Regions from separate parts of the Homo sapiens genome. Here region 1 is linked to region 2. A link is an interaction called in ENCODE POLR2A ChIA-PET data of the cell type or tissue named here. Cell type or tissue: OCI-LY7. All regions are shown on one strand.

Region 1 (4,000 bases), 230 kb after region 2:
TCCTTCTTTGAGCTCCATGTCACCTTGTATCAGCTTTGCTACTGCATTTAGCTTTGTCATTTACTATCTTCTTGGTTCCTCGTCATTAATTCATGGATACGCCTACTTGATAGTCTTTAAGGATGACTGCTCCAAGGTATAGCCAGCTCGCTGGCCAGCCCATCTACCCATCCACTTACCGATTCACCCATCCACCCACCCATCTACACACTGCCCACCCATCTACCCATCCACCTACCCATCTACCCAGCTAGCCATCTACACAATCACCCACCCATCTACCCATCTACCTACCCATCCACCTACCCATCTAGCTATCTACCCGTTCACCCACCTATCTACCCATCTACCTACTGATCCACCTACCCACCAACCCATCCACTCATCCACCTACCCATTTACTCATTCACCTGCCCAGGTAACCATCCACCTACCCATCCACTCATCCACCATCCACCTGCCTATCTGTCTGTCTATCTATCTATCTATCTATCTATCTATCTATCTATCTACCTAATCAGTCATTTATCTGCTGGTGCCTTAAGCGGTTATGTCTGTAGCTGCAGGAAACCATCCTCAGACTCCCTCCTGGGGACCAAGACAGCCACCGACGGAGCTCTGCCCAGGGCTGTGGACAGGCACCAAGCTTTTCTCTTGGTTAGCTCCCCCACGTCACAGTGCCTGAACCAGTGACCCCAGCTTCCCTTGTTTAGAGGAGCCAAACTCCTCTAAACAGATGAACAGCAGCAGCAAAGAGGATTGAACACCCCTCTGTCCCTCACCAGCCCTGAGTGGCTGTGACGAGCTGGGCTCGAGACTTACCAGGTGCTTGGTGAGGTCCCAGCTGTGGATGATCCTGGCCAGAATCACTGAGGCATCATCTTGGTGGCAGATGTCACAGTAATAGAGGCCAGAGAAGGCACAGAGCTTGGGTCGTACAAAGAAGCCGATCTGCTGGAAGCAGCCTGGGAGATGGGTAGAGAGTGAGTGGTATGGCCAGAGTCAGCTCCTAGTAACTTGGGAGCTTCTGTGGTGGAAAGGATCTGTTAATTTTTTTTAAAGGTAGGCACAAAGTCAAGAATAACCACCACTCATATTTCCACCACTCAGAACTCCCCCTACTAATTAATCTTTACAACAACACACTGTAAGAACTATCATTATTTTACAGCTGAAGAAATGGGTGCTCAGAGAGGTTAGGAAACCTGTCCGGTCACATAGTGATGAAGTGGTGTGGCTGGCATTCAGATCTGGGTTTGCCTGCTTCCTTGGTTTGCCTGCTTCCTGGGGAAGGCACACATGCTTGGTCTAATGCCCCCAGGCAGCCCCCGCACAGGGGCATAAGAGCTTCCGGGTGGTACACTGGAGGCAGATGGGTAGGTGACCAGGAGGGTCCCAGGTGGGTTCCATCTGCAGGGACCAGGCCTTTCAGAAGGCAGCTCTGAAGTCCTGTTTTCCATTGCTAAAGGGGCAGCGTGTTCCCACAAGTGTTATAAAACCCCATTCCAGAATGTCATCATAATCGTGCGCAGTCATTCAGGGAAGCACTTCTGGAAAAGTACTATATTGTCTCAAAACTGCCTACAGGCAGGTGAAAAATACTGTTTCACCTGTCAAATAGGAAAATATTTCCCTGAAAACTACGCTGTGCAAGTGATGATTATAGAGAACTCTTGATTCCACCTGTAGCTCCGAGCAAATCCAGCCCGATGAAGCCCCAGGTGTTTTAAATGGTCCTTCCAAAGGTCTTTACCCTCAGTAGTTGGTTTATGTAACAGCTCTGAGGGGCTTGACCAGATCTACTATTTGTTTTGTTTTGTTTTGTTTGTTTGTTTGTTTGTTTTGAGATGGAGTCTCCCTTTGTCGCCCAGGCTGGAGTGCAGTGGCGCGATCTCGGCTCACTGCAGCCTCAGCCTCCTGGGTTCAAGTGATTCTCCTATCTCAGCCTCCCGAGTAGCTGGGATTACAGGCACCCGCCACCATGCCCAGCTAATTTTTGTATTTTTATGTTGGCCAGGCTGGAGGATCTGCTATTTGTTTAATGTCCTCCAGTGCTTCCTTTTTTTTTTTTTTTTTTTTTGAGACAGAGTCTTGCTCTGTCACCCAGGCTGGAGTACAGTGGTATGATCTCAGCTCACCGCAACCTCTGACTCTTGGGCTCAAGTGCCTCGGCCTCCCCAGGAGCTGGGATTACAGACGTGCACCACCACACCCAGCTGATTATTGTATTTCCAGTAGAGATAGGGTTTTGCCATGTTGGCTGGTTCCAGAGCCTGTGTTCTGCTCCATTACCCTTGTTGCCTGTGTCTAGTGTCCCTGCTGCTGGCTCAGCAATGCCAGCCTCCTCTAGGTCCACCCGTCCACTCGGGCCCCAGAATGGAAGCAGCAGAGTAGGGGCTGTGGCGAGCAATAAGTGGCTGGGGGACAGGGGCCGCGGTCAGGGCTGGCCACGGGAAGCAGACAGGCAGCCAGCAGGGGGCAGGGCAGTCTGCACAGTGTCTGATGCCTCAGGACTGTGGAGCAAGGCTGGCTTTGGCCCCCTTGGTTGGATAGTTCTTACAGTGTAGAGGTGTCTCCACAGCGGGGGGCCAGTGGGAGCGGCCAGTGGGTGTGCCCTGGGCAAAAGGCAAAGGCCCTGACTCCCCCAGGGGCAGGCAGAAGGGTCCCTGGGCCTTGGGACCAGAGGGCGGGCTCTGCTGCTCACTAGCTGCCTCACCCTGACCTTCACCTAATTTCTTCAAGCTTCCATTTCAGTGTCTGTAAAATTCAGCTACTACCAGCTATTTTTGTGGGGTTATTACAAAGCTTAAATGAGACAAGGTTCTGCAAGTACTGTGCAAATTATGAAATACAACCCAGATGCCAGTGGTTGGTGTCTGCCACTGAGCCATGCCTGCTGGGTAGAAAGGAAACCCAAGCTCCCTTGTCTCTAAAAACAAAAACAAAAACAGAAACAAAAAATAAAAACAAAACCCCACAAGACTCCAGACCTAGTCATCAGAGTAGCTCATGAGATGAAACCAGTTTTCCAACTTTGCTTTGTAGATATCCTGGTTCTAGAACTGAATGGAGCTTGGTGAATAATCAAGAAACTACACAGTCAGGTTCTTTGCAGAATTGCTTTTTCTGAGCTGAGACATGAGGTCATGCTGCTGGCCTTCATCATAATAATGCCACCTGAAGCAGCCCCATTAAACCTCCCTGGAGGTGTTTTGCAGGGTACCTGACTTGTCCTTCTAGATCCCATGTTCACAGAGCTACACACAAGAAATTTAAGAGCGAAGGGTTAGGAAAAAGCTTTGATTCCCTCAACATCTGGGTGGGTTTTATTATTTTTTCAACAACAAAGAGACATGCACCTGATAGCCCCTCTCTTTTCACCTTACCTAGCAGGAAAGTCAGAGCTAAATTTTCTTCAGCAACCACACCTTAGCACCTGTACATCATCTGCCCCCTAATTCCTCTCCATCTTGAGTCCCATCTCTAACTTGTTTTTTGTGGTCCTGGCTTTTCAGTGAATTTGCCAGTTCACCACGTGTGTTTCTGTTGTGATCTGCCTCAAACCTTCTAGGGACTGAGGTCAGGGTAAGAGTAGTTTAAAAACAAGATAAGACGTGGACAGTGAAGGGTGTGGCATTGGGAGTACCCATCCTGGGTCTTCTCTCCCTTCCTGTGGGGGTAACCTGGTAGTCTTGCCCACTGCCCCGGTTTATTCACTGGGGATGCAGTCCAGACAGAAATGGGGCTTTGGCTCAGGGACAGGGAAGGGCACCTGGGGAGAAAGAGGTTTCCCAACCAGGCCTGTCACAGTAAGCAGCCAAGGACACGGAGCCTCCTGTCTCTCTCAGGCTGGGACGAGGGCTGCCATTCTAGGCATGAGAATTTCCTCTTCCAGAGGCCCTACTCCTCACCACCCTCCAGGGCAAGGATTATTATTAACTCAGCTCCTGGAGGGGGAACTGCAGAATCTGTGATGCTAGAAACACAGGACAGGTCCCCT
Region 2 (4,000 bases):
TACCCTAGTTGTTACAAGTGGATCTTGATCAGCAAATATCTATGGGGCACTTCTTATGTGCCGGACATTGTGCTGAGCCCTGGGGAGCCCATGGTGAGTGTGCCCCGAGACCACTGCTCCCCAGCAGGCATTACTGAGGCACTCCCAGTCTCAAGGGGGAGGTAGCCACTCAGCAATTAATCACACAAAGGATAAATTAGAGTTGAGACAGGTGTCTTGAAGGGATAACACCATGGGATCTAACCTCACATGGCAGGGGCTCAGCAGAGTCAGTGCCTTTGCCAAAAAGGGTTCTAGGAGTTGCCCCCTGAATCTGGTATGGAGAAATCCCCCTGCATAACTGAAGGCAGACTTCATACACACACTTTGGCACGTTCACACACTCTCACACTCACACTCACACACCCACACACTCTCATACATACATATGCACACTCACACATGCTCACATACATACATGCCCTGACACACTGGCACACTCACACACGCATGCTCACATACATGCACACACCTACACATACTCCCACATGTACATATGCACACTCACACACACTCACATACACACATGTCCTGACACACACACACACACACACATTAATATGGTTTGGTTCTGTGTTCCCACCCAAATATCATCTTGAACTGTAATCTCCATAATCCCCAGGGATTGAGGGAGAGACCTGGTGGGAGGTGACTGGATTATGGGGGTGGTGTCCCCCATGCTGTTCTCATGATAGTGAGTTCTCATGAGATCTGATGGTTTTATAAGTGTCTGACAGTTCCTCTTTCACATACTCGCTCTCTCTCGCCTGCCACCATGTCAGATGTGCCTTTTCCCGTTCCGCCATGATTGTAAGTTTCCTGAGACTTCCCCAGCCATGCAGAACTGTGAGTCAATTAAACCTCTTTCCTTTATAAATTACCCAGTCTTGCGTATTTCTTTATAACACTATGAGAATGAATACACAAAAACATGCTCACATACATGCACACACATATGCATGCTCACACATAACACATTCACACACTCACACACGTGCATACTGACACATATATGTTTACATGCATGCACAAACCTAGGCACACTCACATATACATATGCACACTCACACTCACATACATGCTCACTTACATGTACACATCTACACACTCTCACACATACATACATATTCTCACATACATGCACACCTTGACACGCCAACACACTGACATACATGCTCACACACATGCACACATGTACACACACTCGCACACATACATTCACACACTCACTCACATACATGCACACCCAGACATACTGACATGCACTCACACTCACACACAGCCTGTGCTCATGATGCCCTACAACCAGTGTCTGGCTGCTATTCCACAGGCGCTCACTGCCTCGGTGACTTCGGTGTGGTCATCTGCTCAAGTCTTGAATTCGTTATCTAGTTCTTTCCTTCCAATGTGCCCCAGGCTCTGATATAAATTTGGTTGCCCCAGTGCTCAACAGTGCACTGCATAACTGAGATAGAGTCCTCTATGCCCTCAGCTGCCCAGACCAGACGGCCTTAGACTCTCAGACCTGCAGCCACCCACTGGGCTTCATGATTCTGCCAGCCTGTCCAGTTCCAGCCCCAACCTGGCTCTCCATGCCTTCCCTACAGAACAGCCAGGCACAGTCCTCTGGCCACTGCTGCCTCGGCTCTTGCACCTCTGTGGGCAGCAGCCCTTAAGTCTCAGTTGTTCCCAATCAAGCTGTGGTCCTTTTCCAGTTCCCTGCCCTCGAAACTGGTGAGAGGGCTGCCTTTCTGCCTCTGCTGGTTTCAGAGACTCCCAAGCTCCTTTCATTCATCCATTTCTTCATTCATCAGGTAGTGTAAAGTCTTTGACCCACTATGATCATCACCAGAGTGCTGCTGACACAGTTTCTGGCACATAACAGGGTGTTCAGATGAAGTTAACCAGAACTGACTGTCAGCGCCCAGGAAATAAGGGCAGCCGATGCATCCTGCGGTGTGTGGCCCGCAGATAAGGAGGCAGCAGGCACTTTCTGCCCTGGTGCCTCATGCAGGAAGCCTTCAGAGACATGCAAGCTCCCCTCCTCCACCCTGAGGAACTGTGAACACCAGGGTATGACCCCGCCCCCCACAAACAACATCCCTTGGGTGTAAGCCAAAGAGGCAATTTGCTCAATGCATCATCATTCAGGTCAGGAAAGGAGCTCCTGTACTCGTGACAACTGCTCGTGAGGAGGCGATGTTCCCAGGAACCCACATACAGAGCAAGGCCAGCGTGGAGCTGACGGACACTTCTCGGTGGTACTCCACCGTGTCCCCCTGCCCCTCCTTCTCTCAGCTTCACTCTCTTCCCAAAAATATCAGACTCTTCTGGTGCATGGAACAGAAAACAAATACTAAGTAAAACACTAACTCGTTTTCTAAACAAAATAAGACAGGGGAAAGAAATAGAGATGAGGCCAGGCGCGGTGGCTCATGCCTGTAATCCCAGCACTTTGAAAGCCTGAGGCCGGCAGATCATGAGGTCAGGAGTTCGAGACCAGCCTGGCCAACACAGTGAAAACCCATCTCTACTAAAGATACAAAAAATTAGCCAGGCGAGGTGGCGCACACCTGTAATTCCAGCTACTCGGCAGGCTGAGGCAGGAGAATCGCTGGAACCCAGGAGGCGAAGGTTGCAGTGAGCTGAGATCACGCCATTGCACTCCAGCCTGGGCAATAGGGCAACACTCCATCTCAAAAAAAAAAGAAAGAAAGAAAGAAAGAAAAAAGAAATAGAGATGAGGTGAAACAGGGAGACAATTTTATGTTGCTGTGTTAGGAAAGTCAGCTCCTAGAGGATCTTGGCTTGAATGTCACTCTCCACGTCCTGTGTCCTGTGTTCCCTGACCCCCAACCGGACGCAGAGCCCCTGCCTCCTACCAGCTGCCATGGCATTCTGCTTGTTACTCATTCATTGGTTTAATCATTTTAGTCTTTGTCTCTCCACCAGACTGCAAGAAACTCCTTGAGGTCACGGGCAATGTCTGTCTTGGCTCATAATCCAAATATCCCCAATGCCTAGTAAGCACCCGGCATAGAGCAGATATTCACAAAATATATGTTAATTTTTTTTATTTTTTATTTTTGGACCATGGCACATGGAGCATTCCACCCACCCTGGTTTTATAATATAACATTATGTGTCAGGCCGCCACAGTGGCTCATGCCTGGAATCCTAGCACTTTGGGAGGCCAAGGTAGAGTCAGGAGTTCGAGACCAGCCTGGCCAACATGGTGAAACCGCCGTCTCTACTAAAAATACAAAAATTAGCCAGGTGTGGTGGCAGGCGCCTGTAATTCCAGCTACTCAGGAGGCTGATTCAGGAGAATTGCTTGAACCCAAGAGGCAGAGGTTGCAGTGAGCCAAGACCATGCCACTGCACCCCAGAGCGAGACTCTGTCTCAAAAACAAACAAAAAACAACAAACAAACAAAAAACACATTGTATGTCAGATCATTTTCCTAGATCAATGAATGGCCTTTGAAAATATTATTTGAATAGCTTCACAATGTTCCATCATGTTAATATACCTCAATTTATTTTGCCATTTTCCATTGTTGGACATTTAGCCTAACTTCGATGGGAAATGGAGGGCAGACATCTCTGGCAAGTGTCTGCATATGTGGTTGAAACAAGGGTCATTTAGCTTGATAAGCAGATAAGCACACCCACCGCCAGGAAGCAGCCTCAGACTACATCCTTGGGAGGCAGGAAGTCACAGATGGCACAGCAAAGATGCAGGGAAGGCCTCCACATGCCTGTCTAAGGGAGCACTTTCTCCCTTTGTTCATTTACAAAACTCACTGTTGTTTGCATCGTGCTCAGATCTGTACTTGGTTCCATTTGAGTAAAAAACAGGTGAGAAACATCGTTTTCCTTCATTACAGGATGCTGAATCACAGGTGTCCTTTGGGCTCTGGGTAGGAATTCAGGTCAGAGCCCTCAACTACCACCACCCA

The links. ChIA-PET counts read pairs that join two places held together with the same protein. Peaks named below come from ENCODE experiments on the same cell type or tissue, not always from the same donor. Only the 100,000 strongest peaks of a DNase experiment are listed, where the experiment ranks them.
Region 1: POLR2A ChIA-PET joins it to region 2 with 7 read pairs; 1 of 35 experiments calls an interaction of 5 or more read pairs at or near these places.

The regions. Positions count from the first base shown.
Region 1 is chr17:64,937,548-64,941,547 of GRCh38, reverse strand. No RefSeq gene overlaps it. Among named protein-coding and RNA genes, the nearest start is that of LRRC37A3, 20 kb to the right of the region's middle. In OCI-LY7, a CTCF peak has its summit at 2,466 (motif pointing right); a DNase peak (open chromatin) is centred at 2,487.
Region 2 is chr17:65,171,678-65,175,677 of GRCh38, reverse strand. All of the region lies in intron 8 of RGS9 (regulator of G protein signaling 9), which reads right to left. Among named protein-coding and RNA genes, the nearest start is that of RGS9, 36 kb to the right of the region's middle. RefSeq lists an enhancer at 1,935-2,728. In OCI-LY7, no CTCF peak of the experiment used is centred here; DNase peaks (open chromatin) are centred at 2,097 and 3,727; H3K27ac peaks cover 2,166 bases.